Regions from separate parts of the Homo sapiens genome. Here all the other regions are linked to region 1. Evidence: chromatin loops called from intact Hi-C (ENCODE). Cell type or tissue: natural killer cell. All regions are shown on one strand. Each heading gives the region's core, and the rest is flanking DNA. Links, peaks and the distances in the headings are about the cores only.

The links. A loop is a pair of places that touch in the nucleus more often than their neighbours do. Peaks named below come from ENCODE experiments on the same cell type or tissue, not always from the same donor. Only the 100,000 strongest peaks of a DNase experiment are listed, where the experiment ranks them.
Region 2: a loop joins it to region 1, with 2.7 times the contacts of the local background. A loop is called at or near these places in 1 of 110 quality-filtered maps.
Region 3: it touches region 1 in a loop (3-fold over the local background); 1 of 110 quality-filtered maps calls a loop at or near these places.
Region 4: a loop joins it to region 1, with 4 times the contacts of the local background. A loop is called at or near these places in 1 of 110 quality-filtered maps.

Annotation. Positions count from the first base shown.
Region 1 is chr3:143,166,986-143,175,143 of GRCh38, forward strand. No RefSeq gene overlaps it. Among named protein-coding and RNA genes, the nearest start is that of CHST2, 51 kb to the left of the region's middle. RefSeq lists an enhancer at 4,192-4,331. In natural killer cell, for the core only: no CTCF peak of the experiment used is centred there; DNase peaks (open chromatin) are centred at 3,256, 3,936 and 4,426; H3K27ac peaks cover 4,701 bases.
Region 2 is chr3:143,273,337-143,281,494 of GRCh38, forward strand. All of the region lies in intron 14 of SLC9A9 (solute carrier family 9 member A9), which reads right to left. Among named protein-coding and RNA genes, the nearest start is that of SLC9A9-AS1, 65 kb to the right of the region's middle. In natural killer cell, for the core only: no CTCF peak of the experiment used is centred there; no DNase peak of the experiment used is centred there; H3K27ac peaks cover 492 bases.
Region 3 is chr3:143,232,736-143,240,893 of GRCh38, forward strand. No RefSeq gene overlaps it. Among named protein-coding and RNA genes, the nearest start is that of SLC9A9-AS1, 110 kb to the right of the region's middle. In natural killer cell, for the core only: no CTCF peak of the experiment used is centred there; no DNase peak of the experiment used is centred there; H3K27ac peaks cover 3,742 bases.
Region 4 is chr3:143,242,548-143,250,705 of GRCh38, forward strand. No RefSeq gene overlaps it. Among named protein-coding and RNA genes, the nearest start is that of SLC9A9-AS1, 96 kb to the right of the region's middle. In natural killer cell, for the core only: no CTCF peak of the experiment used is centred there; no DNase peak of the experiment used is centred there; H3K27ac peaks cover 2,036 bases.

The DNA of each region.
Region 1 (8,158 bases), core at 1,593-6,592:
GTAAAAAAAATAAATAAATTTGAAGTAGAAAAAACCTATAGAATCAGGATATAAAGAAAGAAAACATCTTTGTACAGCTGTACAATGTGTTTGTGTTTTAAGCTAAGTGTTATTACAAAAGAGTAAAAAAGTTAAAAAAATGGAAAAGTTTATAAAACAAAAAATTTACAGTAAGCTAAGGTTAACTTGTTATTGAAGAAGGAAAAGTGTTTTTTATAAATTTCATGTAGCCCAAGTGTACAGTGTTTCTAAAGTCTACAGTAGTGTACAGCCGTGTCCTAGGTCTTCACATTCACTCACCACTCCTTCACTGATCCACTCAGAGCAACTTTCAGTCCTGTAAGCTCCACTCTGCCCTACACAGGTGTGCACCATTTTTAATCTTTTACACTGTATTTCTACTGTGTCTTTTCTATGTTTAGATATGGTTAGATACACAAACACCATTGTGTTACAGTTGCCTACAGTATTCGGCACAGTAACATGCTGTGCAGATTTGTAGCTCAGGAGCAATAGGCTATATGGTATAGCCTAGGTGTGCAGTAGGCTCTACCATCTAGGCTTGTATAAGTACACTCTATGATGTTTGCCCAGTGATGAAATAGCTTAATGCTGCATTTCTCAGAATATATCCCCATCATTAAGCAACACATGACTGTAATCGAGAGGAGTCCAGGAAATTGACAAAAATTGGTGACCCTCCGTCAACCTCCCTGGCTTGCAGAAGCACAGGTTAATGTATATTGCAGCTGCCCCAATCTTCTAATAATTTACTGTGAAGATTAAGACCCTAATCTTCAAGAGACCAAGGGGTGAAGATGGGTATTTGTGTTCAAGCGCTAGTGAATTTGAGGCCGACTTTCAGACAATGCCCATAATGCTGGTCACCACACAGGGGGCCATGGAGACCAAAGGTATTCACAACCCGAGGACCGTGGCTGGAAAATGCTACAAAGTGTGCTGTGGGGTTGCACGTGTGAAGCCACTGGTGCCACTCCCATGCCACATGCTCTTTGCTGTTGCCTTTTCCCACTGTCTTTTTCTCCATTGTTTTCCTTCCTGCCTCAGTCAGAGAAGTGAATCAGGGATGTCAGGTGCAATGAGCCAGATTTCTTCCCTGCCCACATGATATGAGATTTAGTAATACACACTGTTGCTTAATACTGACATCCTAGAACTTATATATACCTATAAATGGACCTCTCTTCCATTATTCCAGTTAGTCACACTGGCATATGATTATAATTCCCTGAGCAAAGGAAGGGCTCCATATATGTAGCAAAGCATCGCTTTTGAGGTGTGTCAAAAGAAACTTGTTATTAGTCATGCTTCAAGCATCCAAGTTTGTGAATAATATATTTTAAAACATAAATTAGAGCAGATTCAGATTTCTGTATAATAATTTCATTCTCTTTGACTTGCATTTGACATGATTTTATGAATGAAAGGGAGAGAAATGGTTTATTATAAGTAGTGGGTGGTAATCTGTGTACATAACAGATGTTGAATGACACTTTTGCTATCTTGAAATATTCAGTTAAAGCCCCAAAGCCAATAATGATTGGATAAGAAGCTCCTAGGGAATTGCTGCTTGATAGGTCCCTGTAACATCTAAGAGGTGACCAAACCAGCACTGTGATCTTTAGCTCAACAAATACCTCCAACTTGTGCAAAGAGAAGATAAAGATTCAAGGGGCATGATCAAGGAAATGAATCATACACTCTGGGGGAGAAGGGTTTGGTTCTTCCTCCTGAGCCTAGTGTGGGAGCTTCCCGAGGCCACCAAACTGGGTTGTAAGAGCACCAGTCAGGAAGCTTGTGTGCCCACTTTGCACCATTATCCTTTTCCCTGCTCTAACCTGGAGGAGGGACGGCTGAAGGTGGAGATGCTGTAAAGGGGCAGTGGAAGTGCAGACCACTCTCCATCTCCATGTGGGTCAGGGCAAGGCTGGGTGGGATGGGTTGGGTGTTGAGGGTGAGAAGGCTGAGTATTGAATCCCATGGGATGGATCCATGGGATGGATATTTTGATTCAGACTGGACTGGGCCTGAAAGTGAGTCTTGATGATCAGAATGAGCTTGTTTGTTGAACTGACGGTGACTGGAATGTTTTGGGATTTGTGAAGTTGTGTCCATGGGCAGAGAAGGGAAATGTGACAGAGCAGGTCTGAAGGCAGTGGCTGGGAGAAAATAATGAACCCTGACTGACTCAGACCACCCAATAAGCTGGTTGTCCTCATGACCCTGGGTGCACCGTGGAGTACATTCTGTCGGGGTCCCTCATCTGTGCTGGGTGTCTTAGAGGAAAATGGGCTGAGAACCTTTGGGCTATACCTTCTTCACATCCCCTCAATGAGCCTCAAGAAATGCCATCTTGGTGTTCAAGGAGTGGTCTGAGGAGTGGATGGAAGCCCCTGTCCCTAGAAATGTCCCTTATTCTCTCATTTGACACCTCTCTCACTGCATTAGCAGAGACGTTTTGCTTTTAGGAAGTTTTCATTTGAAATATAAATATTTCCATGTGTATTGAAATAGTCACAGAGGCTGTATCAGTCAGTGACTTTGTGGGGTTGTTTGATGGGATCTAGTCTCTACCCCTGCTCAGAAACATTGCTGGCTCCCCGGTATCTATGTAATCCACTCTGCACCATGTAGCCTGGCAGGCAGGGCCTTCTGGGAACTGGCCCCACTGTCTTCTCACTGGTCTCCTCCTAATTTCTCCATGCTGCCCCAGACGTCAATGTATCCAGCTCTTCTGGAGTCCATGTGCTCTCTGGAACATGCAGCTCACTCTCCCCATCTATTACCATCATGCCTTTCTCCCCAGTGCCACCTTAGAAGAGTCTACTCACTGGGCTGGGTTCTGAGGCCATCTCCTACCATCTTCTGAGGCTATCTTCCTTGAGCCTCCCAACTGATTTTTTTCCTCCCTTAATATCCTTAATGCAGAAACCAGCCCCTGTCTTGATAAGATGACATTACATATCAGGAGTTGGAAAAAGAGAGGTGGAATTTAGCAATACGACAGCTCAGGAAGGTTTTACTGGACAAACTCTGGGACTTCTTTCAAATATATGTTATCAACAACCCCTTCACCTATTTTTTATTTTTAGGTCTAACGTTCACCTTTCCCTCTCATATTGAATCTCATGAGATCTTCCCTGAGAGTTGTGAGGGCCTCCCTGCTGCTGACCCACGAGGTCCTCCCTCACAAGTCTCGTGTGTTCAGGAACTGGCTGATGAACGCTTGCCTCCTTCTTCCTGCCCCGCAGACCTTCATAAACCACAAGGCTTTTTAAAAAAATTCTGATGCCTGTAGGTTTAAGCTTTACACCATCCTATAGCTTTGTCTGTGTACAATTCTAGCATACTGCCAGCCTTAGAATTTTCGGTCAGGTCCCCCTATAGATTGTATACTTCTTGGCAGTTCCTTCCCTTGTTCATTGGGTTCACAGATTCTACTCCATGCAGAGTACTTTGTGCTTTGTAGGTGCTTAATAAACGTGGTGAGTGACAACCCATGATATCTGAACTTACTGAGAAAACATTCCAGAGGGAGGTAAATGAGGATGAAAGGAGGCTGTTGGCAGAGGTGAGGAACTAGGGGCTCTGCAGACCAGCTTCCATGATGCCGCCATGTGGCCTGAGATTGGCCTGGAATCAGCTGCACTATCCCTCTTCACATAAGGCTACAGACTTTGGGGAAAGAGAATCCTTCTCCCTGCTTTACCTCTATACAAGTTCAGGCAGCTGTGTATGTGTGTGTGTATGTGTGTGTGTGTGTAATATTGGAACAGGCAGCACAGATGAGGGCTTGGCAGTGAGAGAAACTGTAGCTTTGACCTCTTACTACAAAGTGTGATGAAGAAGGCTTGAATTTTCAAAGAATTCAACTGTGTCTAATACCAGGTCTGTGGTATAACGTTCTTCCTTGGCTGGGTGCCAAAATGTAACATAAATGCTACACCCAGAGCAAAGGGGTAAAAGAGACCCACTAGTGTTTCCAGGGTTAAATTCTCCCTCCTTCACAGAGCCTTCCAGATTCACACAGTCCACTCAAGTCTCTCCTTTGTAGAAGATCCTACAGCATTTAATACTGGATGCTGCTCAGTTTAGCCCTCAATGATAGTGTCTTGCTATTTTTGGTTAGTTTCTTTAAAAATATAACTTCTGTCTTCCATTTACTTAAATCTCTTCCACGGCTTCTTTGCTTCTTGTTACATGAAGCAGTGCTGAACACAGAGGAGGAACTCAGTAACTGTTAATTGTTTTGCTCTCTAATTAGGCCCACGATAGAGTAGATACTATTGGGTGCTGGTTTTTAGGGGTGTAGGAAAGGAATCTGGGGAGTCATCTTCAAAGATCAGATGCACAAATCTTAACAAGCTGCCTCTCTCTAGTGGCCTCAGGGACTTGAAGCAAGATCAACTGACTTAAAGAAATAAACCACAAGTAGTTAAGAAACACAAAAGTTCAAATTGCATCCGGTGTAGCTCTGTGAGAAAATTTCTGCAGCAGAAGGAAGTCTGTTATTCTTGACCTGAACTTTAGTATTCTGCAGTAATGTGGGGCTGCAAAAATGCTCCTAATCTCTGACAAAGTTAGGTTCTTATCCATATATCATAAGTGAAATGAGAGGAATTGACTGATAACAGAGAAAAAATTTCCCACTTGGCACATACAGACAGTGTATGTATATGTGTATATATACATAGATACTTAAATCAAAGTAATTGGTTAATGTAATGGAAATTTAATCTCAGTTTTAAGTGGTGTTTCTTCTTTATTTGATGTGCATTATTTTAAAAACACAGCAGAGACATAGCCTTTAACCACCTCCCCCATGCCTCTGACATTATTCATACTGAAGTTTTCAAGTAGCAGACTTGGAAAGTGCTTTTTAACTACAGCTCATATCATTAGTGTTTCTGCTGTATAAGCAGAAAAAATTGGGATGCAGCTTAGCAAAAGGCTTCAGGACAACATAAAATACAAAGGGTAATAGATCTGTTTCTCAAACAGTTTTCCTGTGTAATGCGCATCCTAATGATTTCTTTTTAATTAAAATATTTTCACAAGTCTCAGAATGAGTAACCTAAGACTATTTTGTTGGGATAATCTGTATTTCCTGAGATGTGTTAACTTCAGGGTCACTGGTCTTTATTCAGTTCTTGCTCTGCCAGGCCACAGGCTGCCTCATTCTCTCCTTTGCCCTCACAGCTTGGTATCAGCTCCTAATTTTGCATCTGGGCTCTAAACTGGACTTTCCAGCTCCCTGATGGACATTTCAGAAATGTTCTATTGATGTTTCTAACGCAACAAGCCTCATGATATTATCCTTGTGTTAACATCATTGTGACATCCTCCACACACCCAAGTCAACTTGGACTTATTTTTCTGTCTCCTACAAGCAATGGCTGCTAAGTCCTGTTGATTCTGGCTTTGAAATGTCTAGAGAATACCCTCTCATGTAGTCACTTCTATTTTTGTTGCCCTAGTTCAGGCCGTACTCTCTCTTGCTTGCCTGGACCATGACAAGTAGCTGTCTAGTTGGTCTCATGGGCTGCTATCGATTTCCTCTCAAGAGTACCCTTGAAGTTGCCCCAGAGTGCTCTTCCTAAAGAATGACTTGGTGATGTCCCTTTCCTACTGAAAAAACTTGTGGTAAGTCCCAACTGCCTACTGAATCTGTTTCCAACTTTACTCTTCAGCCTCATTTTCTGCAACTCCCTGTCATCTCCCCATGCTGAACCCCAAGAGACAACTCACGATTGCTCGATGAGATGTCCAATTTCATTCCTTTGTGCTGTTGCTTGGGTTGTTTAATGCCTAGAAACTTTAGCAAGACAACATGCAAATATTCTGCAGCTTCTCTGTGCCCCCTCACACCTGCCTGCTCCAAGCGTCATTCTTCCTTTGCAGTTAAAAAAAAATCCGTTTTGGCAGGCTTTATGCAGAATTTGTTTACATTTCTATCTCTCTTACACATGAAACTTGAACTGCTAGACAACAGAGATAATGCAATTTATATCTTTGTTTCTTTAAAGACTCAAGTTGGTGATAGATGCTTATTAAGTGCCCAGTGAATTCTTGTTGAATAAATGAATTGTTGCCTTCTTTGTGAATCTTTATCCAGTTCTCTGAAGCAAACATTATTTTGTATTTATCTTTAAGTTTTTTCTCTTTGTATTTGGTTTCCAGCAGATTTCCATGATGTGTGTTGGCACGTTTTTCTTTCTGTTTATCTTCATGGGGATTGAAGGGCTTCTTGAATCTGTGGCTTGACGTTTTTTTGTCAGCTTTGAAAAATTCTTGGTCATTATCACATATTGCTTTGCCTCCTGTCTTTCCCTCCTCTTTTGGACTCTAATTCCATATATGTTAAATTTTTCTACTAGGTGCCATAGGTCTCCTATATTTTTTTCTATCTTTTTTCTCTGTGCTTCATTCTGAGTAATTTCCATTGTTTTATCTTCCAAATTGCTAGTCCCTTTTCCAGCTGTGTCTAATCTTCTGTTAAGTCTATTTATTGAGTTCTTAGTTTGTAATATCAGTTTAGATTTTTCATTTGATTTCTTTTTTGTAGATTCTAATTTTCTGGTTACTTTTTTTCAATCTTATCTATTTTTATCAGCTTATCAATCATAGGATTTTAAGGTATTTATATAACTCCTTGGATTTCTAGAGAGTCTATTTCTATAATCTTTTAAAAAATTTCTTGGTCATATCTCTTGATATGTTTGTTAACATTTTATCGAATGCCAAATATATATATAAAATAGCAGAGATTATGAATGATACTTTCTTTTTCCAGGGAAAACTTAAAAACTATTCCAGCACTGTAACACTGCTGATAGTCCTGCCCAGTTTCTTATAGTCTCAGAAGCCACTATATGCCTCTCTATAGGTGCTTCTTATCAATCAGTAAATGCCTCAAGGGGAAAAATGTTTGCCCACATGGTTGGGCTCATTTCTTTCTGCTTCCTTTCTCTCCTGGATCTTGACCCTTTAAGTTCTGATTGTCTTGCTGGCCCTGGACTCCTAGCCCTGTTAGGTGGTGAAAGTTCTGTTCTGCTTTTTTTTTTTTTTTTTTTTTTGCTTCTTAGCAGCTGCTTTCTACTTGGCTTCTCAGTCCTTCCACACATGCTGCATATGAATCAGAAAATGCTCTGAAGAGAAAAGTAGTGATTTGGGCTCACCTCAGTGAGTTTCTCTTCACTCTGGACTCCTGGCCCTGAAAATCCTGGCTTCCTTGAGTTTCCAATGTCTTCAAAACAGGTTGTTTTTGTTTTTGTTTGTTTGTTTTCCATTTTATCACACCTTTGTGGTTTGTTCACTGGGATGTTTGCACTGCCATAAAGTAGTTTGCCATGGCTAGATGTGGGAGTCTGTGTGTTCTTCTATTATGATGCTTTCTTCTACTATAAATTTCTTTCATTTGTGAGTTCTGTGAGAACAAGGACAGTAATTTATTTCATTTATCTCTTGTAAAATGCCAACTCATTCATTAATTCACTCAACATAGGTTTTGAGCACCTACTATGTTGCCAAGTAGTTGCCAAGTGCTGAGGACAGAGCAGTGAAGAAGATGGACAAAGTCTCAGCTGTCATAGGGCGCATGTCCCAGCATGGGACAGGGCACACAAACAAACAAATAGCAAGAATATCAAATAGTAAAAGGTGTTGTGTACAGGATTAAATTCAAATGCTGAGGGAGAAGGTGGGTGGCTACTTAAAGCCTTCTCTAAATGGGTAACCATTACTTTGAGGTCTGAATGACAAGAAAAAGTCAGCCATGAGGAGATCTAGGGAATTTCCAGGCAGAGAGAGGAGCAAAGGTGAGGGACCAGGGAGTTTGCTAAAGTGGATTAAATTTGTGGGATTCTAAATTAAAAATTTTAACATAAGCTTCTTTTTTTAACCTCTGAGACTATATATGTATAGGCAAATATCCTATTTTTGTTTAAAAATGAGAAGAATTAGGATTTACATAAAATTGTTGTATTTTTATCAGAGCTCTGTTATCAGTTAAGGTCTTAGCAAAAACCAATCCAATTCACATAGTTCAAGAGACTGCAAAGAAGAGGCTCCTTAAGGGGTGTGGACAGGATTAAGAGAACGAGCAGGGTTGCTGAGGCACCCAGAGACTAGCAACAGT
Region 2 (8,158 bases), core at 1,852-6,851, 110 kb after region 1:
GAGATGGGGCCTTTGGGAGCTAATCAGGGTGGGGCCCTTATGATGGAATTAATACCCTTATAAGAAGAGATGCTAGGGAGTTTGTTCTCTCTCTCCCTCTTCCCACCTTCCACAAAGAAGAGATCATGTGAGACCATAGCAAGAAGGCAGCCATCTGCAAGCCAGGAAGACAGCCCTCACCAAGACCTGACCACTCTATTCTTCCAGCCTCCAAAACTGAGAAAATTTCTCTTGTTTAAACCACCCAAGCTATGGTATTTTGTTATGGCAGCCCAAGTAGACTAAGACATCACTTATCTTGGGCCCTCTTTAAAAATCTTTACTTTTAGAACCCTGTGGAGCTGTGTTCTATTTTTCTCTGAACTTGCCTCATCATGAAAATCATCTAGAACGTTTGTTAAAAATTCAGATTTTAAAGACCTCTCTTGGAGATTCTGATTCAGCAGATCTGGGAAGTAAACGAAGACACTGAATTTTCAGCAATCATCCCAGGTGACTGATCAAGTGAATTTGGAATTCTCTGGAGTATTGCCCTCCCATATGAGATTCAAATCTTAAATAGTAGACAATGTTCTTTTTGTCTCCCTATGTCCATAAGCCATCATTTTTAGGGTGAGGACAGGTATAAGGTAAGCCATAATCCCATTTGTCTCTGAACCCAGACATATATAATGGTCTCTGCCAGTTGTTGCATCTTGTCTAAGGGCTGGGATAGATACTTGACTCAACAAAATGAATACTCAATGTTATACTTGGGAGTGGATTAACAAATGATCATATCTCAGCTTGTGGAAGAAGACTTTTTGCCCACTGGGAGCATTTGCAAGTGTTTATAGACTTGATAAATGGTCTTGTTATAAGGGTAAAATGCTTGTCAGCACACAGCTGTGTGAAGAAGGAAAGCACATTTATCTCCATATCTCCATTCAGGAATACTGTACCCTACACCCTTTCATTGATATAGCATTTCCATATGTCTTATTTTCTCTTTACACTTGTAATTGGGTACTATAATCCCATTTTACAGATCAAGAAATCTGTAAACAGATGGCTTTTCTATTCCCTTCTATTCTTACTAAGATCTGGACACTAAAGATTGCTACATACTGTGGGGTGCTGGCAAATGGTTTAACAATTGACTCTCTGTTGGGGAAGAAAGGCTGGATTTGTAGCATTTCCCAATTTCCATGGTGTATAAATACTCCCACTACGGCTAATTTCAAGCTACTGACACAAAGTTACTGACTCTGGAGTTGAAAAAAGTGTACAAACTGTTGGTGTGAACTGGCTTCACCATGCCACTGGTTATAGATCTCATGAGTTCTTATGGATATTTCCAATTCAAATATTTCTGTTTTTCAAGGACACAAAGAATCAAATGAGAATATTCCACAATGATTCATTTGCTTTCTCCTAGATCACAGACACAACCATCTCAGAATAATACTGATAATGCTACCATAACAATTACCTAAAACATTAAAATATTTTTGCCATATCCTTGCATTCTGACCTCCCATTTACAAAACTCCTGCAGTATAACTATAGATGGTTGTCATATATTTATATTGTCTGGACATATAGCCATTACAGTCTATATTGTTTCCCTCTTAACTATCATTTAGTCCTAGCTAAATGATCAGGTGACTACTGATCTCATGCCTACCTCCAGGCCTTTTGTCAATTTCTCTCTAGTCACTTTGATTGTCTGAAGCTTGTTCTTCAGTAGAGTTCTCAGCAAGGGTTCATGGGAACAATATTCTGAGGTCTTGTATGTTGATAATAGTTCGTGCCTATTTTGAAAGTCATTTTGCTGGAAATAAAAGCATTGGCTTATACTTTGAGCACATTAAATGTATTTTATTTCTTTTGACATGCAAAGTTGTTCCTGAAAAGTTTAATGAACTTGTGGAAACTTTCTTTCTACCACAAATCACATGCTTCCCCCTGCCCCCAAGATGCCCAAAGGACTTTTTCTTTAAAGTTCATTAATTTTGTTAAAACTTATCTAATGTCGGTTGTTCTAGGTTGATGTCTCAGGTACATTGTGTGCTCTTTCAATGTATAGTTCCAAGGGTGTTATTTCAAGCTCGTTTTTAGGAGCATTCTATTTCCTTGCTTTGCGTTTCTTCTTTAGGGACTCCTATTCTCTAGATGTTCAATTTCTTAATCTTCAATATGTGTCACTTTCTCTTGAATTATTTTTATTTCTGATTTTTTTCTTCCCCTTCACCTGGTATTTCTCTTAAGATATCAATTGTGTTTATTCACTTTCCTATTCCTTCTAATTTAGACTTGATTTATTAAATGACTTTTTCTATTTCTAGAGTTTGTTTTTCTAATTCTTTCATGTCTTGTATCATTTTCTTAGTCTCTTAACTTGTTTGATGTAATATGTTATAATTTTGATTTGTTTTATGAGCATGTCTTTCCGGCATGTTTTCATTGTTTGTAGGAACATTATTCTATTCCACACCCTCATTTTTCTTATAATAGCTCTGTTATAGGAACTGACCTCTATTCGTTTCTATTATTCACTTTTACGTGAAATTCATTTTCCTAAGAGAATGAGGCAGGATTTAGAAAACTTTCTAAGCTTCAGAGTTCTCTCTTCGGTTGTTTTTTCACAGTGTGAAATATGGCGGTTTGCATGATGAGCTTTCCTGCTGTTTCCCTCCCCAGCTGATCTAGACCTAGTCTGTCTTTCCCTTGTCTCTACTGACCCTATCCTGCTCAATTCTAATTCCTCCAGGCAGTTTCTCCTCAGTATAGGGCCCTGTCCTAGGAGGGAGCCCATGTGGATCCATTTTGAAAGCTCTCAGGGGCCTTGACGACTCCAGCCTCTGTCTACCTTACTGAGACCATCTAGTTACTACTGTTAGAGAATGTGATAGCCCAACTCCAGTTCTAAGGATGTTTTCAAAAACATTCCAACTATACTTTTCAGGGAATACCGTTGACTAATCTTCAGGTCCATCCGATGCTACTCCATTGCTTCCTTTTTCCTGCTGCATATACTTGTGGTATTGGTGGTTTGTCTCTGCCCACTTGTAATTTTAGATTTGCTGTAAATGTGTCTCTGGGTTTTTGGTTTTGTTATTTAATTGTTCTGCCTGTTTCTATGTAGGGATTTGGAGGGATTGAAAGATTATGCTTGTGATGTCAGTGCCATCTTCTAGGAATTGCATTTTATCTGATCTTCTATCTTTGTTGATTAGTAAAGTGTCTAGCATATTACCAAGGAATAGGAGAAACATGATCTAGGTAGATTTTGATATTGTTTTCTGTAGGGGCTTCTTAAGCTGACTAGGAACTGTCCATGAGTCAAACAATGTAGCTTAGAATTATCAAAATGAACAACCTATATCACAACTCCTATATGAGTCAGATGATATCTGAAACCATGGTTCTTAACCTTCCCTGGCTGTAGAGTTTTGTCTAAAAAAAAAAACCTCCAAAAAAACTGCCTACATGCATGTTATTTGCATACAATTTCACATGACATTTCAGAGAGTTTTCAGATGCCTTGAAACCCATCCATAAACCCCTAGAGACCTGAGTTAGGAAACTCTGGTCAGGGATGATTAAGTATTAATAATGAGGGCAGATTAAAGGCTGATAAAGTGGTATGCTTAGTATCTTAGTGGTATTGGGAGTTGGTTTTAGCAATGATATCTATAGCATCTACCTATCAAATGTTAAGATAACTCTACTTGGCTCCTCAGAGCCAGCCAGGCAATCAAGGGACAGAGAAAGGGCAGTGGAGTTGGTTGGAAAAGTTAAAGGAAAGAAAGTGGTTCTAGGATACCAAAGCAACCAGCTTAAGTAGGGCAGATGGACACAAGATAAACAAGGGGCCATATTGGAATCATGAGGCTGGAGGAAACCTGAGAGTTCATCTGATCTATATCCTTGGATCTTAATACAGAAGAAAGTCGAAACCCAGTGTTTCCCTAAGTGTAGTCTCCCGACCAGCTGCATCAGAATTTCCTCTTGTGCTTGTTAAATACCATTCCTGGGGCCTTGAAGCTAATATCCTTGGGCAGGACCTAGTAATCTGCATTTCAACAATGCTCTGAAAACCACTGGAGCAGAATGGTATCTGGTCTCTTGAAAGGCTCTGAGTTGGGAAGTGTTGCATCTATGAACTGCATAGTGCCATGGTAACAATATAAATTTTACCACTATTAGGTCTTTATAACTTTTCCCTTTGGACACACAGATCAAAAGATTTCCAGGGATCTTTGCCACCTACCAGATACAGATAAAATCCATTTGTGCCATATGGATAGTGTTACATTTGGCTCAAGTTGTTTTGAAAGAAAACATTTCTGGCGAAGAATGCTGCTGCCACTTGCATAGAGTGAGCCTTGGCTTTTAGTGGCTTTCTGGTTAGAGGAAGTGCCACCAGACCTAGATGCCCTCTGTTAGCTTGTGGTGACTTTGACAACAGGCCTTTGAAGGTCACTTCCCTGACAATTTGTTGGAGAAATGAACTCTGAGAAGCAACTGTGCTCCTCCGTTCCAAGTCTTCTCTCTGGTTTGGGGAAAAATTTCCACTTGATTTCTGCTCCCAACACTGACTGGATGTAGTCCTATAAGCACTAGAGTTTTAGCTAGCTACCCCAGAGCTCACACTTAAGATAAGGGTGGCAGCTCATCCCATACTCCCTGGGGCTGGGTCCCCCGCTTGGCTCCCAAAATGGAGTGTGTGCCTGAGAATGATGGTATCCAGCTTCATCCATGTCCGTGCAGAGGACATGAACTCATGGGCAAGGATCCCAGGGAGATGCATAATCATCTCCTGCCTCTGAAAAGATAGGAACCATTATGTCTGCACCAGCAACTGCAGTGTAGGCCCCACAGGTTCGGATTCTCAGAGCACTAAGTCAAAGAGGAAACTACCTTCAGTGCTTACACGGGGAGGAAGACGGCAAACACAAAACGCAAAGGGCTGGGGGTCTAGCTGCTGTGACTGCTGCTCAGTTTGAGCCAAAGTCTTCAAAGCTTTATGCCTAGATTTTTCTCATTACTAAGGAGATGCTAGATGCTGTGTTAGATCTGGTTTGGTAATTATTTGGAGATTGTAATTATTTTGTCTATTAGTTTCATAGGGCTGCCATAACAAAGTACACAAACTGAGTGACTTAAAACTGCAAATTTATTGTCTCAGTTCTAGAGGCTAAATCCAATATTTCTGAAGGCTCTGAGGCCAGCAATCCTTGGTGTTCCCTGGCTGGTAGACGCATCGCTCCAATCTCTATTTCTGTCTTCACAGGGTGTTCTATGTCTTGACATGATCACCTTCTTACAAGCAAACCAGTGATGTCAGCTTAGGGGCCCGCCCTGTTCCAGCACGACCTTGTCTTAACTACATATATAAGTGAACCTATTTGCAAATAAGGTTGCATTTGAGGTACTGGGGGTTAGGACTTCAACATGCCTTTGTTGGAAGAAACAGTTCAGCTCAGAACACCTTGCTACTTCTAAGTAATCCCAAGTTTTCTGTATTTTTTTTAATTGTAGCAGTTAAAAGACAAGCTGAGTTTGAAGCATAGCTCTGTACTTATTATCTACAAGTAGGCAAACTTCCTGAGCTCTTTGACCACAAAAAATGGAACTAACTAACAGGAGTGGCCTCATACAGGAGAAGATATACTTTCTAGCACAGTTCTGGGCACATAATAAGCATTCTATAAACGTTAGCTAACATTTTTTTCACTGTGTCCCTTGAGTTACAGGTTTCAGAGATATATTTCAACCATCCCAAGTCAATTTACTAATATAACACCTTCCACATGCCCTGCAGTGTTCATAACATTCTTCTTCTGGCTTCTGGAGCCCTAGGAAAAATATTGCCAAGTTTTTCCCTGAAGGTTTGCTTCTCTTCTCAGAGCAGTGCCCCACATAGAGGTACCAGGGAGGCACTGCTCATTGTTTCATGACTGATGTCACAGTTTCACAGCAAGATTTCAAGTGAGAACTTACACAATTAGGGTCCTGCCATAGGAATGACCCATGTTTCCACACAAGTGAGGTGTTTACTTAGAAGGTGGGTGTCTTCATGTTGGGCATCAGATTTTTAAATTTTTTTATTACACTTTAAGTTCTGGGATTCATGTGCAGAATGTGCAGGCTACATAGGTATACACGTGCCATGGTGGTTTGCTGCATCCATCAACCCGTTATCTACATTAGGTATTTCTCCTAATGCTATCCCTCCCCTAAATCCCCCACCACTCAACGGGCCCCAGTGTGTGATGTTCCCCTCCCTGGGTCCATGTGTTCCCATTGTTCAGCTCCCACTTATGAGTGAGAACATGCGGTGTTTGGTTTTCTGTTCCTATGTTAGTTTGCTGAGAATGATGCTGTTCAGCTTCATCCATGTCCCTGCAAAGGACATGAACTCATCCTTTTTTATGGCTGCGTAGTATTTCATGGTATATATGGGGCATTAGATTTTTAATGTCACCTTAGAGCAGCCTTTGTTTTTATTTAAGAAAAAAAACAGGGTCTTGCTCTGTCACTAGGCTGGAGTCCAGTGACAATCATGGCTCACTGCAGCCTCGACCTCCTGAGCTCAAGCAATCCTCCCCCCTCAGCCTCTCGAGTAGCTGGGACTACAGGCATGTGCCATGATACCCAGTGAATTTTTAATTTTTTTTGTAGGGACAGGGTTTTGTCATGTTGCCCAGGCTGGTCTCGAACTCCTGTGCTCAAGCAATTCTCCCGCCTTAGCCTCCCAAGGTGCTGGGATTATAGGCATGAGTCACCAGGGCCTGCCTAGAACTCCCCTTTCTTATGTTTGTTTCTCCGGTCCCTGGGTGTTCTTGAGGCCACCTTCTAACTTTCCCAAACTCTATGGACTCCTGGCCATTTAGCAAATTCGTTAGAATGCATGCCCTGCAGCTCTTTTAGGGAACAAAATGAATACACACACACTTCCCACCCCAGCAATGTTGACTGTAACCCATTGAGTTTGTTATACGAATCCAGGTATGTAACACTGGGTTATTTTTGAGCTATGGAATGAAGACTGTTCAGGAGACTTCAGAAACTTATTTTCTTTGAGCAGACACAAGGAGAGCCCTTTGTCTTTATAGGGTCACATGTCACAAATCTCTTCTCCTCCTAGACATACTTTTTTCCTCAGATGTAGTCCCTTTGAAGCCTTTTTAAAACATCTGGCCTCTACCTAGAACTACATTTTTTTTTTTTTTTTTTTTTTTGAGGTGGAGTTTCACTTGATTTTGCCCAGGCTGGCGAGTGCAGTGGTGCCATCTTGGCTCACTGCAACCTCTGCCCCCAAGTTCAAGCGATTCTCCTGCCTCAGCCTCCCCAGTAGCTAGAATTACAGGCTCCCGCTGCCATGCCCAGCTAATTTTTGTATTTTTTTAGTAGAGACAGGGTTTCACTATGTTGGACAGGCTGGTCTCGAACTCCTGACCTCAGGTGACCTGCCTGCCTTGGCCTCCCAAAGTGCTAGAATTACAGGCATGAGCTACCGCGCCTAGCCAGAAATACATTTTACAATTGTTACTTAGTACATGCCTCAACATTTTCTCAACCACACACATATAACTCTAAAATCCTTCTGTGATGCACTTAGATATATTCTGTTCCATTCCATTTGTCTTCTACTCTGTTTATACTGGACATTGCTAGCTAGTATCTGCCAATATCCAGCTCTCTTCTTTCAGGTGCCTGAAGTAGGTGCGGCTCTAGGACTAATTCTGGCCAATGTGCTATGGTTATAAAGGGATAGCATCACTTCTACACTGAAACACAGGAAGCCAGCAGGCTGACCCTCTCCCTGTTACAGTGACCCAGGGAGGCCTCCGGTGAAGGTGGTAAAGCCACAGATCAGAGCTGTTTGCATCACTAAGTTGCTACATGGAGGACATTTGCCCTAGAGAATCACCACATCCTTAGCAGCCTTTGAGAGAAAATAAAACTTTGCTTGATGAGCCACTAAGAGTTTAGAAATGTTTACCACAGTGTAGTCTAACCTATTCTAATACAGTATTCTATTTCATTAAAAAAAATGCTGGTTCTGAGTTACCTAAATGATTCCATGACCCATTATGGGTAGTCACATACAGTTTAAAAATCATTCTCCCACAGAATTGGCCACATCTGTAGCACCAAAGTGGAGACA
Region 3 (8,158 bases), core at 1,516-6,515, 66 kb after region 1:
TTGTCTGTACCACTATATTGAAACAGCTCTTGTCAAGGCTACCAGCAACCTCTAGTTTATATGTCCAATGTTACTTTACTCTGTCATCAATTTACTTATCTTTCAAATGATTTTGCTGTAGCTGACAGACCACTCCTTGAAACATCTGGTTGACTTCCATGATAGCATGCACTTCTGTTTTTTCTCTTTGCTGTTCTTTCTTTCTTTCTTCTTTTTCTTCCCTTTTTTTTAACTGTCTTTGGCTAACATCCCACCTCTACCCAGTCTCTCGGTTCCACAGAGCTTGGTGTTAAACCATCTTTTTCTTACATACTCTTGCCTTATATGAATTCACCCATTTTTAAAATCCATGTGTTTAAATAGCATCCATAAGTTAATGGATCCCAAGTTTGTAGGTCCTTTTCAGTACACTCTTCTGAGCTCTAGACTCATATATCCAACTGCCATCTGGACTCCTCCATTTGGCTATTTCACAAGCATCTTAAATTAACATATCTAAAATGGAATACTCCATTCTCCATACTCCCAGACCTTTTCATTCAGCCTTCTTCTTTATCTTGATAAATGGTACCACCTTCTCCCAATTTGTTTCAACCAGAGATTAGGGAATCACCCTTGATTTCTTGCTTTCACTCATCCTCCCTGCCCCTGTCGGCAAGTCCTATATTATAACTAAAAAATATGTCACGAAAGTGTCCATTTTTCTCCATCTCTACTGCCACCACTGCAGTTTCCGGAACAGTGGTGACATCCCCCAAAGAACTAATTTTCAGACCACAGCCAGTGATCTTTTAAAAATTTAATTTGAATTATATTATTCGACTTTTTAGAGACTTTTAATGGCATGGCTTTCCTTTGTATTTAAAATAAAATTCAAACTTTTAGATAGCTTAAAGCTCTCTACTATGTGGGCCCCCTCACCATTTTCCTGTTCTTTCTTTTCCTCCATGTCCTCATTCAGCCACACACTCTGGCTGCTTTAGTGTGGCCCAAATGTCAAATGTCAAATTTCCACCCCAGTCCTGTTTTAGGGTGTCTTTCCGCATACACGATAGTTCATTGTTTGATTGCCAGTATATAGAACAATATTTTTAGGATCTTATAAATTTCATTGAACCTCAATACCTGTTGTTGCAAACACATACTTAACTGAGTTGAAAGGATGGCAATATAAACAGCAGTGACCACATTTGCCGCTCAGAGGCAATGACAACCATACCATAATTGCCTTGATTCTAAGGCCAGGTTCTTTCTACCTCAGGGCCTTTTTACATGCTGTTACGTCCCCTGAAATGTCCTCCTCCCTGCTCTCTGAATAGCATCTTTTCATTGTTTAGGTCTCGGTTGAAATATAACTGTCTCAGAAATGTCATTTCTTTTTCTTTTCTTTTTTCTTTTTTTTTTTTGAGACGGAGTCTCACTCTTGTCACCCAGGCTGGAGTGCAGTGGTGCGATTTTGGCTCACTGCAACCTCCGCCTCCTGGGTTCAAGCAATTCTCCTGCCTCAGCCTCCTGAGTAACTAGGATTACAGGTGCCCGCCACCACGCCTGGCTAATTTTTGTATTTTTAGTAGAGATGGGGTTTCACCATGTTGGCCAGGCTGGTCTCAAACTCCTGGGCTCAGGTGATCTGCCCACCTTGGCCTCCCAAAGTGCTGGGATTACAGGCGTGAGCCACCGCGCCCAGCCTAGAAATGTCCTTTCTTATTGTGTGATTTACTTTAGAATTCCTTCCCTCTTCTCTCTTACAGCACCTTATTTTATTTCCTGTACACATTATAGTTTGTAAGAATTCATTTGCTTGTTTGCTTGTCTTCCATCTGCCCCACCAGATTATTGGTTTCATGAGGGCAGGTTCTGACTGTTAGGTCAGTAAAACTTTGTTGATAGAATGTATGAATTACTAGGTTGGTGTAAAAGTAATTGTGGTTTTTGCCATTACTGTAATACAAGACTGTATTCTAGTTTTATCTGTTGGAGTCATTCAGAAACAATGTCATCCCTCTTGTACAGGCTGCTCCTTCAATTCCTGGAAGAGACTCTGCTCCCCTATCCCAAACAAAAGTTCTTTTTCCCATGAGATAAAATATTTTCAACCCTCTCTTTCTCACATGATTTTGATGTTACTTTATCATTCTGGCAATTTATTCAACAAATGTATTCAATAAAATTACGAATACCAGATTGTTCTTTTGGACAGGTTCCAGCTGTATTTTGTCAATGTTTTTTTTAATATGTGACTCCCTCATCCCTCAAGAAATGTGAGGTCCATAGAGTTGAACAAACTCTAGTAGATGTTGACTGTCCAGCTCAGTTGAGAGTTGACCATGCTTTCATATTCTTTATTTTAATGTCCATATTCTATTCATTCATCCCAAGTGGAAGTTTCACAAAGTCTAGATGAGAAGGTGGCTTCATGGCATTAGTGGGGACATGGGACTGTATCAATTACGGGTCTTTGGGTGCTAGCAACACAAAACTCAATTACTAACAATGGGCTGAACAATAAAGATGCTTAGTGTCTCCCATAACGAGAAGCTAAGGCTTTAGGCTTGGTTAAAAAGTGGCTCAGTGATGTCATCAAGGACCCAGTTCCCCCCTCTTTTCCTTCTCTGCCATCTTTAGTATGTGACTTGTCTTCAGGTAGGCTCCCTCATAGTTTCAAGTTGGCTAACGTAGCTCCAGGCATCACCAAGCCCAGAGTCTGTAGAAAAGAGGTTTCTTCTCATGCATCTTTTTTTCTTTTTTTTAAAGATCCCAGAAATCTTCCCCACCCTCTCACTCTCATCCCTTCTCATCTTATTGCTCAGAACTAGGTTACAGGCCCACTTCTAAAAAACCAGTGGGAAAGAGAAGAGATTGAGATCACCATGATGGGATCAATTCATGAAGATCCTCTGAGAAAGGCCAAGTCTCCTCTGAAGCACAAGACCCCTAAGCCTTGAATCAATTCAAAGTTCTGTTAGCAAGAAAAACAGGGTGGGGGATGGCAACCAACCACATCTGCTACAGGGTGGTCATGCCTTTTGGTGCTCGGAAGCTAGCTCTCTCTCAAAGTTAGCAAGTGGCTACTGTCTCATGAAATGAGAGCCACCCTTTTAAAATTCTCAAGTACTTTGAAGGGAGTTATGTGTTTTCCTGGGTGTGAAAGTTGTGGTCATACTACATTTTGTCAAACCTAAGAAACTATCTAGATGTACTACTACTTTATGAACCTCTAAGATTAAAAAGTTATTTTAAATTCTGACATAATGTCTTAACAGTAGTTGCATGACTCTTGAGTCTGGAATACTGGCCCCTTACTGCTTGGAAATTTCTTTCCTCTCTTGTGAGAGACCTGGCTATTACTCTTACTTTCCGTTGCATTGCTCGATGTGGAGCAAATGTAACTGCTTCATTTTTTGTGGATTTTTTGTTTTATTAGGTGTTATGAAACCATTTGTTGTTGCTTTGTGAGAAAGTATGAAATTGCATTTGTTCCTATAATAACAACAATTTGCCTCACAAATGTAAAATTTACCTCCCAGCCCTGTTCGTCTTTCTGCATACACAATAGCTCATTGTTTGAATGCCAACATGTAGGAGAACATTTTGAGGAACTTTTAAACATCACTGAACCCCAACACCCATTTCGCAACCACATATTTAACTCAGTTGAAACTATGACAATATGAACAGCGGTGACCAAGTTTGCCACTCAGACGCAATGACAACCATACCATGATTGCCTTGATTCTGAGGCATATTGTGATTTTAAAGATGTTAAAATGTGGGCAGAGAAGCTTGTGGTAGAATTGATAAAACATGGTACATCTGACAAGCTTGCGAGTCTGTGGCTTAATGAAAACTATCGATGGCTCCATGTCCCTCATTAACGCCTGAGAGAGCATGAGCACTGCAGCATGTGGAAAACGCAGAAGGCAGGTCACTCGTGGCATGAGTGGTTCTAATTAGATCAGCGAGACATGGAGCAAGGCTCTTTGCTGAGCTGGTTGTTCAACATGAGTGGTCACCACCAGTGCTTATAATTTTCTTATTGCTAATTGGACACATGCTTGTGTCTCTGTCACTTCCTGCATTTGTTTTCAGCTTCACTGCACTCTTCATCAAGGCAATAAGATTGTGCTAGAAAGGAAGGAGTGTGTGTTCGTGTGTATGTGTGTGGGAGAGTGAGAGAGAAAATGAGACATACATATACACAGAGAATGAGAAAATAAGCCCACACAAACAGAAATATTGGTCAGTCTTGTGTTTAGTGAAGAGAAGAAAAACACTCACCTTAAAAAAAATAAAAAAAACAATTCCTGAGCTGATTGGCTCCATGAGCTGATTGGCTCCAGTCAGCCATGTGAAATGAAGGAGGAAAACACAAATCCTTTGTGGGATTCTGTGGAAGGCTGCATCAGCACGGTTGCCCTCAAGGACCCCCTTTCTGAGATGAGGTCAGGCTCCTGCTGAGCCTGTGTCTGAACACCGCAAGCCGTGGAAAACAAAACCAGGCCCAAGCCCAGACCTCCCTGCTGAGATACAGATTTCCAGGAAAAAAAAAAAAAAAAAAAAAAAGAAAAGGAAAAAACATGTGAGAACCATCTTGTCTGATGTCGAGGAATTGAAAAGGCACTTTCTTTTTTGGTGATTCGCTGAAGAAAATAAGCCCTTTTGGCAAAGTTCCACCCTGCCTTTAAAGTTTATTGTTCTTTGGCATCTTGGTCCCTGGACCACCCATTCTGCATGAGTCTTTCCCATGTGGCATGAAGTAGACTAAAATATCATCTTGCGCTTGTCACATCTAGAAAGGAAGAATTGTACTGACTGACATCTGTTCTCCACGTTGTCCTTTCCCCTCGCCCCACAACACAGGCAGGCTGTGGCCAAGGCAGTTTCTGATGTGATCTTAGTGAACCATGTCTTTTTTCTTGTTTCTCCTAGCCCTCAAATCATTAAGTTTGTTATTTTAAAGTTTGATTTTTAAAATTATACCACTTTTCTTGGCAAAGAACAGAGAAAAAGAAAAATTGTTTTTTGCAAGTACTATGTGGTATTGAACCACCACACATTAGTTAAGATTTTGTACTCTGCTGAGTGATAAAATGAAGTTTAAAACCTGGCTCCTTCACTTTAGGCCAGTTAATGCATCACTTTGGTCTAGTTTGTTAAGTTCTATAAATCTCAGTTTTACTTACCTGAAAAATGGGGATAATAATGGAGGAAGCCTCCCCCAACCTTTTTTTGAGGATTAAATGAGGATTGCTCATGCACAGCCATGCACTGCCTGGCACCTGAAAAATGTTTAATAAATGCTAGCCAGCACTGGCACATTGAAATGTTTGCTGGGCTTTAAGTTCCTTATTAGGCTTTAGACATTTCATCACTGTCAACCCATATATTCCCAGAAAGAGGATTCTGGCCTTGACCATGTTTCCATCCCATAAACATGCCTTCCATGGGCAGTTGCATCTACCTCCAGCCTGTAGATGCTTCTCTTCCCAGCCCCAGATGGACAAATTCACTTGCTGATGAAACCCAGCTTACAACTAATACTAAAATGAGACTCACTGATCTTGCCCCAGATGTGCTTTTCCTCTGAGGTTTCTCTTTTTCCATCACTTACCAGTCATTTAAGGCAGAACTTGGGCCTTGCCCAGTCCCCCTTCCACTGAGTCTCCATGTGCCGTGTCCCTCTGAGTGTCCCCTGCCCCTCTGCTCTACCCTCCTCACTCCTGTCTTGGAGACCCTCGATTTCCTTGATTACAGTTTTGCTGTAATGAACATTTTTTTTTGTTTTTTGAGACGGAGTCTCGCTCTGTTGCCCAGGCTGGACTGCAGTGGTGCGATCTCGGCTCTCTGCAAGCTCCGCCTCCTGGGTTCACGCCATTCTCCTGCCCCAGCTTCCCCAGTAGCTGGGACTACAGGTGCCCACCACCATGCCCGGCTAATTTTTTGTATTTTTAGTAGAGACGGGGTTTCACCGTGATAGCCAGGATGGTCTCGATCTCCAGACCTCGGGATCCGCCCGCCTCGGCCTCCCAAAGTGCTGGGATTACAGGCGTGAGCCACCGCGCCTGGCCTGTAATGAACATTTTTAACTGGCCTCTCATTTCCATTTTCTCCATCTTCCAATCCATCCCTCATTCCGTGGCTCTATTCATCACGATGCTTCAGACCTCCAGTGGCACCACATTACCTTCAGCCTAAAATCTGAGCTCTGTAATAGGCCTGCAAAACCCTTCCTGATTTGGTCCGCCCCTTTAGCTTCGCCCATCTCTCATTTTAAATTCTTCATACTGCAGCCATATTGGAATGCTTGGAAGCTCTTCCCGATCAAAGGACATCCCTTAATATTGTATAAATGCTTCCCTTTAGAATGCACTTTCCCAATTTTTGGGGGGATGGTATTCATTTCTTCAGTGTTCGGCTCAGTTGATAACTTGTGTACAGCCTTTCCTGACCCTCACATCTGTGTTAGGTTTCCCTCTCATTGCATTCTAGGCATTCCTTAATCACAACTCTTACCATACTGCTGGAATGAAGGGAATTTGTTGGTTTTTTTAAGCTCTGTATCCATCATACTTTTCTTCAGTCTGGCACACAATAGAAAAGAAATATTTGTTTCCTGAAAGAATGAACGGAAGAAGGAAGGAAGGAGGGCATAAGATGTTAATCATTGTTTTGATGGGACTAAGTCTAAGAGTTAGATTGTCTTCTAAGGTACAATGTCTGTACATTGATACTTGACACAGGGGTCTTTAAATTATGAAATGAATTGCCTTTGCTCCATCTCAGTTACCTGCACATGAAGAGCACCCCAGTTGCTCATTATACTCCTTAGAATCAAAATTACATTGCCCACTAGGGCTAGGTCCTTAGGCCTAGAAGGAATTAACCAGCTTGCTTCCCAGGTTCTGTCCTTCTGACAATGGAGCTCACATAAATAGTTTAAGTCCGCCGGGTGCAGTGGCTCACGCCTGTAATCCCAGCACTTTGGGAGGCTGAGGCAGGCGGATCACTTGAGGTCAGGAGTTCAAGACCAACCTGGTCAACATGGTGAAACCCTATCTCTACTAAAAATACAAAAAAAAAAAAAAAAAATTAGCCAGGCGTGATGGCAGGTGCCTGTAATCTCACCTACTTGGGAGGCTGAGGCAGGAGAATCACTTGAACCCTGGAGGTGGAGGTTGCCGTAAACCGAGATCGCGCTACTGCACTACAGCCTGGGCAACAAGAGTGAAACTCCATCTCACAGGAAAAAAAAAAAAAAAGAGTTTAAGTCCACCTTCTCAGCTACTTGTCTTAGGAGTACTGAAGACTCTCAAAGAATAAATGCCAAGATGCATTGGTATATCAACCTTGACTCTAGTCTTTCTCACTGTATATTATTGTTTAGTTTTTTTTTTTTTTCCCTAGACGGAGTCTTACTCTGTCACCAGGCTGGAGTGCAATGGTGTGATCTCGGCTCACTGCAACCTCCGCCTCCCGGGTTAAAGTGATTCTCCTGCCTCAGCCTCCCGAGTAGCTGGCGCTACAGGGACGTGCCACCATGCCCAGCTAATTTTTGTATTTTTAGTAGAGACAGGGTTTCAACATGTTGGCCAGGATGCTGTCGACCTCTTGACCTTGTGATCCACCCGCCTCGGCCTCCCAAAGTGTTGGGATTACAGGTGTGAGCCACTGCACCTGGCCTATTGTTTAGTTTTTATGTGCTAGTTTTCATTGTCAAGTGGCTTTGCAATAGTTAATACCATCTCCTCCACTTCAGTTTTATTATTATTTCCTGTTTCTCTGTAACAAAAAAGAAATTTTGACAACACACAAATACATCTGTAGATCTGGGGTACTCTTTGAAAACTTGTGGGTTTTTACACTTTTTAACAGATTAAGACTTCTGAATCTTCAATTTACCCTGAACATAATTCAGTTCTGAGTATCTCTGGATTAGCTTACTTTTCAAAGTATTTATCTTCAGCGCACTGAGGGAGCCTTATATTCTCTACCTAGTTTGTTGCATTTCCAGAATTTTTGTACCTTGTTCCTTTAAGTAACAGAATTAAAGCAATGGGGAGGGGGCTAAAGGTAGCATTTATTAGGAGGACTTGCCCCTCTCTTCCATTAACTTCTGCTGACTGCTTTTTCATTCAGTTATTATAGGTCAAAAGTTAGT
Region 4 (8,158 bases), core at 1,564-6,563, 76 kb after region 1:
CAGGCCCCATGTATCTTAGGTCTTCTGGAAGATTTTGCTTCCCCAGCATCTGCTTCTACTTCTTTTAATCCTAGCACTGTTGTTTTGGCAAACTCCTCATCCCCCAACTCTCAATCCATGGAATTCAAGCGGGAGCTGATACTACTTCCTCTTCCCCTCAACATATATATCTGAGCTCCAAGGGTGCGCACGTTCCTTGGCCTGGCTAAAGCATGCTACATTCCTTTGGCTAAGTGACTGGTCTAGGGATGGTTACCTGTTTCAAAATGGTTCAGTGAACTTTGGCCTACAGATCTTGTTGGAACTATTGAGAAAGAGACTCTCTCTGTGCTAAGCTGGTGATCAGGGACCACCCTGAGGCGGATTGCTTCTTGACAAAGAGAAAGAGAACAGAGGAAAGCAAAGAGATGGAGCAAGACAATTCTTGACATCTTTTAAATACCTGGATCCAGTCATATTTACCAGATATGCTTACCGGATTTTTCTGTTATGTGAGTCAACAAATCTCTCACTCCACCTTTTTCTTGTTAAGCTTGATGAAGCTGTGTTTCTGTCACTCATAGGATCTTTCAATAAGAGGCCCCTAGTATATACCTTCTTGCACACCTTAGTGTCCTGTCCCATTGGAAACAGTTTTCCCTGTCTCCTTAGGGGCAGGCTAAGGGCAGGGGTACACGTTGAGATAATCTGAAAAATGAGTCTATGCCTCTGAACCGGCAGGAGAGGTATAGGGTGGGGTGGAGGGTTGTCTCAGGTGAAAGGTTGATTTTGACAGCAGTTTCCTGGAGCCGATGGTTCTCCCTTTTTGATAACCTCAACAGAGTAATTGTGAGGATGCAGGGAAAGAGGGGATTGGGAATGAATCCTTACGAGCATCTTCTAAGTGTCAGATACTGTGTCAGGTGCTTAACATAAGGTATCTCACTCAGTTCTTACAACAATCTTGTGTATATCATTGTCCCATTTTCACAGGTCAGAAAAACATATCAATAACAATAGCTACTATTCACTGAATGCTATGCTCCAACATTATTTATAATTCTACTTTATCCATTACAATCATAATAATCTGCAAGATATACTATAGATATATTTTAAAATATAGATTATTATCTATATTTTATAGGTGATGAAACTAATGTTCAGAAGAGTTAGGTAAGTTGTTCATGGCCATGCGGCCAAAGAGGACAAGTCTGTATTCAAAGAGACCTCATTTGGAAGCCAAGCTTGATATGAAACAGATTTTGACTTACAGTCTTGTGACAGGTGTGGCTGGAGAGATATTCAGGCTAATGAGGGCCTCTCAGCATGCCTGACTTCGGAACGGGAGGCACAGTCAACAGGACTGTCATGTGTGGCGTTGACCCTCAGTGCCACCTTGGACCTCGGTATGCTGACCACCAGCTTCAGTTAGGACCTTTGGTCAGGTTACTTGCCAAACAAGATCTAAAGGAATTCTCTACCCAGAACTCTATAAAAACAAGAAGAAGAAATAATTAAGAACACCGTGTAGAACAACACAGCTTTCATTCCAGTTTATATATTGTAAAATAAAGCCACACAGATCCTAAACATGCTAGGTGCTCTTTATATTTGAGAATCTGGTGTCAATTACTCATTAAAATGTCAAGTTGGCCGGGATTGGGAGGTGTCTGTTGGGCCCTATTAGTATTCTCTCCTTACATCGTGCCAGTCCTGGGAATTGTGTTGGTCCATGTGAATGTCCTGTGGTGACCTGAGTGCCACACTAACCCAGGCCAGCCCACTTCACATGTGTATCTTCTTCCTGAGGCAGAGTTGGTATCTAAATTACAAAGACTTCTCTTGTCTTTGAGAATGCAGCCACTCAGAGCTCAGCCTTTAAGGATTAGCAACTGTATTTCAGTTGTGTGATTTACTCCTGTTCCCACCCATGGCTGTGACACTTGTGGTGGGCTGAATAATGGCTCCCAAAGATAGCCACATCTAAATCCCTGGAGCCTGTGAATATGTTACCTTACACACTGAAAGGCACTTTGCGAGTGTGATTAAGGCTATTGAGATGGGACTATTAGGCTGAGCATCCAGGTGGGTCCAATGTAACCACGGAGTCCGTATAGAGCAGGGATCAGGTGATCCCAGTTAGTAGCAGGAAACGTGATGACGGACGCAAGAGGTTGGAATGATGCGAGGAAAAGATTCTGCGCCAAGGAATGCAGCTAGCCTCCAGAAGCAGATAAAGGCAAGGAAACAGACTCTTCCCTCAGATCCTCGGGAAGGAACCAGCTTGCCTACACCTGGGCTTTAGGTCAGTGAGACTGATTTTGGACTTCTGACTCCTAGCACTGTAAGGTAATAAACTTGTGTTGTTTAAGTACACAGCACACAAGGTAATAAACTTGTGTTGTTTAAGTACACAACACAAGTTTATTACCTTGTAGTAATTTGTTACAGTAGCCATAGGAAACTGAAACAATGTTTCAGACCAAAGCTTAGGTGCTGGAGGAATTTTTTTCCTCCAGCAAATGCCTTCTGCAACCACCTGCCGCACAGTGTTTTAATTACACATTTGTGAAGACATACAGCTAACTCCCCTTGTTTCAGGTGGATGGACCTCATGCTTCTCTCTGGCTCTAAGGAGGGAGATAATAACTTTTGGTTTGCGTGCATCCTCAGAAATCCTTCCCTTTACTTACAAGGCCTTTACTCTCCTTTTGCTACTTGAGTTGTGCTAGTCACCACTTCCCCGACCACAGCAGGTGCAGGTAAAAACTGTCCACTTGCTTGTTCACTGGGTTTTACTGTGACAGAAGGGTTCTCATCAGTTGATGAATTCAACGTTAACCATTTAATTCACACTTACATGTTGCAATGTGAAGATATCCATAGAAGGATAGCCAATGGGTCACTGAGTGTCTTGAAGGGGGGACAAATTTATCAGAGGGCTGCCTCAGCCGGACAGGAGGGTGACTTGACTTGGAATGTGACTTGGGTATTGGAGCCAATTAAACTCAGAAGAGACTGATTATGCTGCATTTTATGTCTACAATTGGACATATTTAATGCAAGTGACTAACATGAATACTTGCCGTTTGGGAGCCTTCTTCTCTTTAGTAGGGGAAGAAGAATTATTGGAAGGTTTCTTAGTAGCTATGAAGTCAGGGCAAAGGGAAGTAGTAATATAGAAGACAGTCTTAGAGATATTTAACTCAGGACAGCTGTTTTCAGATGGAGGCACTCTTTTTTAAAAAATGAAATGTTTAGTGAAGACCTGTATGTGGGAGTTATCAAGGGAGAGCTGCTCTGGGTGCTGCAGGGGTGGGAGTTCCAGAACGGCCACAGGGTTCCTCCTCCTCACATGCAGTGGCCTCTGAGTGGCCTGATGGTTCAGTCCTGCACCATGGCGGAATAGACGTCCTTGGTGTTATGGAGCTGGACAGGCCCTGCTGACTGTGGGCTCTTTGGGCTTCCCTCTTTGTGTTCCAGGCTACCCGCTCCCCTTTGTGTTCCAGAGTCTGTTCTTAAACTGGGTACAGTGAAATTGATTCAGATTTATTTTGCTAAATTACAATCACATTTGAGTTTTGTTTCTCTGAAATTACACCCTGGCCCCCTTGATTGGAGTTTTCAACATTCCCAATCTTTTCAGTCACACGTTTACAATCTTTTGGTTTATTTCCACCGATGGCTGAACTCATGCATTATGCATGGGTGTTGCTGGTGGTGTCTCAGAGGGAAAATTCATTTCTGAGTGTTTTCTGGGTACCACAGTCATTGCCATGTTTTATGCACATGTGTGGTGATGGTCCCCATTGGGGGCGATGCCTACTCTCCTAACAGGAAAACCACCCATCAGCCTAGCAAGAATGGGGGGGCGGGGTGGGGGACAGAGAAAACATGTTTCATGTTTCACTTTTTCCCCAAATTCCTGAATGAGGAGGGATTCTAAGTGTTGAAATTAGATAGTGTCAGAATCAAACTCAGCTTCAAAACTTGAGAAACTCAAGTTGTGATTCTCTGTTCTGTGGCAGTGCAAAATCCTCACGTTTCTCACAAACCTATATGAGAAATACGATCTGAACGTTCTGGTACAACTCAACTGACAATGAGTACCAGCGTCTATCTTCCATGCTTGCACTGAGTTCTGCTTGACCTCATACCCATGTTCTTTACTCCAATCAGTTGCTATTTCAGCTATAGTTGGTTGTGACTTCTTTCTTGTAATTGTGTTTAATGGAAAATGATGTTGAAGCAATAATTTTCTTTTTGCCAAGTGTCCCTCAGGGGCTGCCCGTGTATTACAGCTTCTGGTCTCCCTCTTTGCTCCTTCTTGCTTCTGCCCATGACCAGCTCTTCCCATACCTGGTTCAGAATTCCTATGAATGGTGGAAGAGGAACCACCTGTGTCCCAGAGGAGGAACAGTTAGGCCGGCACACACCTATTTGTGTGTGTGTGTGTGTGTGTGTGTGTGTGTGTGCGTGCGTGCACGCATGCATGCATACTTTGGTTACATTCCATATGGTTTAAACTGTTGTCCTGTCTCCCAGGGAATCAATATTTATTCAGAGACCCTCAGGCCTACCCCTCTCCCCACAGAGAGCTCTCTGCAATCTTATGCAGCTATGCTACCTGCCTTCAGCACTTGAACTTGACCTGCTAATGCTGCCCTCCAGAATATCAGCCCAGCATGGGAGATGCATCAATGGGCTAATTACATACCATAGAGGAAAGTTTACCCCGCAGAGCAGGAACTCTTTTGAGGTTAAAGCCACCGTAAGTGCTTGTGAAATGCTGACGCCTGGAGAGAAAGAGCTAATAATTCCCCTGTCATTTCCAGGCCACCAGAGAAAGCCAAATCTAGCTAGTGTTAGAGGGAGGAGCTGTCATTGTAACAAGTGTGATGACTAGAGGTCATCTTAATTGAGCTGCTAAATGGAGTTGTATTTTTTTTTCCTTTTTAATGTAGAAGGGTCACTGTTTTTATGGCCGTACTTGTTTCATCTTTCTTATAGCTAGCTTGGCTTATTGGCACAGTTGAGTGTTGTGGACTGAAAATTATTAGGAGTATTTTTTTTTTACCTTCAAGTGGAAAGCTGCCTGTACTTCTTCCTAGGCTATCTGTTAAAGGTACTTAGTATAACGTGACTTGTGGTAGGTGAGAGAATGAATTGGATTTGCTTGTAGCTTCCTGGCATGTGTTTCTCAATGTTAGCGCTATATGAGCTACCTACCAGGAATTTGGTATGCCTGTAGACCACTATTATCAAGGAAAAAAGGATTCACTACTACTTCATCGTAAAATTGAAACTGCATTTAAAATGCAAACCATAATAGTGTTGTGCCAGTAAGAAACATGATACAGTTGATGATCTTTCACCGATATGTCCATGCCCTGTTTGGTGGAGAGTGAGAGCCACAGATGAGTTTTTCTATCTGGTCCATTGCTATTCCTAGTTTATACTTCCCTAAATTTGAAAATCTTAAGTCGTAATTATATCTTTGGTAATGAAGGGACATGGAGGATGGCCCTGTCAGATTGTTCTGAGTATCTGAAAAGTGCATGACCTCCAGATTCTAGAGGACTTTCTATAGTCTTGGTGCCCACCAGCCCTGACTGTCCTACTGTAGAAATCTGGATGTTTCAACAAGGAAGGTAATGGTGAATGGATCCCTCATTTATTCTTTGGTTGTATTTATAACTTTTCTTCCAGTTCTATCATAACATTTAGATGTGGCTTTGAAATATGCTCATTAATAAACCATATATTTCTCTCTCTCAGAAGACAAGAAAATAGTTTTAGAGAATAGCCACTTCCAGGGATGGAGTTGTCTGAAATTTGTTTTTCAAAACTCCAGATGTCTTATCCCCGACGTTAAAAATATGGTATCTCAGCTCTTGAAGTGATAGGTTCAGGACACCGAATGTAAACTGTTGTATGTAACGTGAGCAATGCAGTCGAAATAATTAGCTTTTAAAAAAATGACCTCTTGGCATCCAGTGTCATGAAGTATAAAGTTATGTCTTATCACCCGCTTAAACTGTGAGCCCCTTTCCCCTTGACATTTAGATCATTTTGGTGAGTCAATGCCCAGAAGATCTTCACATGGCATGCTGAAAAACTCTACACTCAGGGGCCACGATTTTGTGTGATAAGCAACTTTAATGTTAAATCAAGATCATGGCTTAAGATGCCATCTACAAGCCAATGATTCCCATGAAAAGAAAATTTCTGTTGTAGCCTTCTGGTCCCAAGGAGGCTGAGAGATGGAGCAGGGAAGAGGAGCACTCGTCCCCATTGAGATGGCCTCAGGGGACCCAGCCTAGATCACAGAACTCCAAGTGACACACAGACACATGAGCTAAATAAATTCTTACTGTTCGTGTTGCTGAGATTTGGTAATTGTTATGTAGTTGACCCAGATACCTTATTTCTATTACGAACTCTGGAGTCTGTTTTCATGCAGCAGCCGGAATGAGCCTTTTAGTCATATTTTTCATTTACTTATTGCCCCCCGTGATTGGCTGAAATTGGTTCTCACTTCACTATGAATAAAAGCAAGGACTTTACCAGAACCTACCTGAACTGCCCCTTCCCCCTACTGGCTTCCACTCTGACCTCATCCTTCACAGCTCTCCGCACTGCATGCTCTGCTCTGGCCATGCTCTTTCCTTGCTGTCCTTGAATGTTCCAGACAAGTCCAGACACATCTCCATGGTTCATTCTCTCATCTTTAAGTCTTTGCTCAAATGCCATCTTCTCATAGAGGTCTAAACTGATTGTCTTGTTTCAAATACTAACATCCATCCTACTTCCCATCCTATATTTTCTTACACTGCTCTATCCCCCCAACCCCACTGTGGTGCTATCACTTGGTAATATACCATATAACTTACTTTATTAGTCTGTTTTCACACTGCTATAAAGAACTACTGGAGACTGGGTAATTTATGAAGAAAAGAGGTTTAGTTAGCTCATGGTTCTGCAGGCTTAACAGGAAGCATGGCTGGGGGGCTGCAGGAAACTGACAATCACGGTGGAAGGCGAAGGCAAAGCAAGTGTGTCTTGCCATGGCCGCAGGAATGGCAGCGGGTGGGGTGGGATGGGATGAGACCCCTGCCCCTTCACACTTTTAAATTATCAGATTTCCTGAGAACTCACTGTCATGAAACCAGCATGGGGAAAACTGCCCCCATGATTCAGTCACCTCCCACCAGGTCCTTCCCTTGACATATGGGGATTATAATTCGAGATGAAATTTGGGTGGGAACACAGAGCAAAACCATATCACTTAGCTACATCATTGTTAAAGTCTGTCATCTTCTGCTAGAATGTAATCTTTATGTGGGCAGGAACAGTGCCTGGCATATTGTAGGCACTTATTAAATATACCTCTTGACCTTTATTTAGTCAATAAATATTGGTGAACACTGAGGTTCTCTCTGACTAAAGCAGGGTGTGGAAACACATTTTCATTTGCCCAGCAAAGACCTTCCTGGCCACCCTAATAGTATTTTGTCAGGATGTTCCCAACGCATCTTTCCTGGTCTGTCTCACCAGCACAGGGCAATCATCTTCAAAATGGAAAGCCTTTTCTTCACGCCTGTAATCCCAGCACTTTGGGAGGCCAAGGTGGGCAGATCACCAAAGGTCAGGAGTTCAAGACCCGCCTGGCCAATATGGTGAAACCCCATCTCTACTAAAAATACAAAAATTAGCCAGGTGTGGTGGTACATGCCTGTAGTCCCAGCTACTTGGGAGGCTGAGGCAGAAGAAGGTTGCAGGGAGGTGGAGGTTGCAGGCAGCCGAGATCTTGCCACTGTACTCTGGCCTGGGCAACAGAGTGAGACTCTGTCTCAAAAACAAAACAAAACAAAGCCTTTTCTGTAGCAAGGTAATATGGTTTGGCTCTGTCCCCACCCAAATCTTAACAGGAATTGTATCTCCCAGAATTCCCATGTGTTGTTGGAGGGACTCAGGGGGAGGTAATTGAATCACAGGGACCGGTCTTTCCCATGCTATTCTTGTGGTAGTGAATAAGTCTTATGAAATCTGATGGGTTTATCAGGGGTTTCTGCTTTTGCTTCTTTCTTATTTTCTCTTGCTGCTGCCATGTAAGAAGTGCCTCGTGCCTCCCGCCATGATTCTGAGGTATCCCCAGCCATGTGGAACTGTAAGT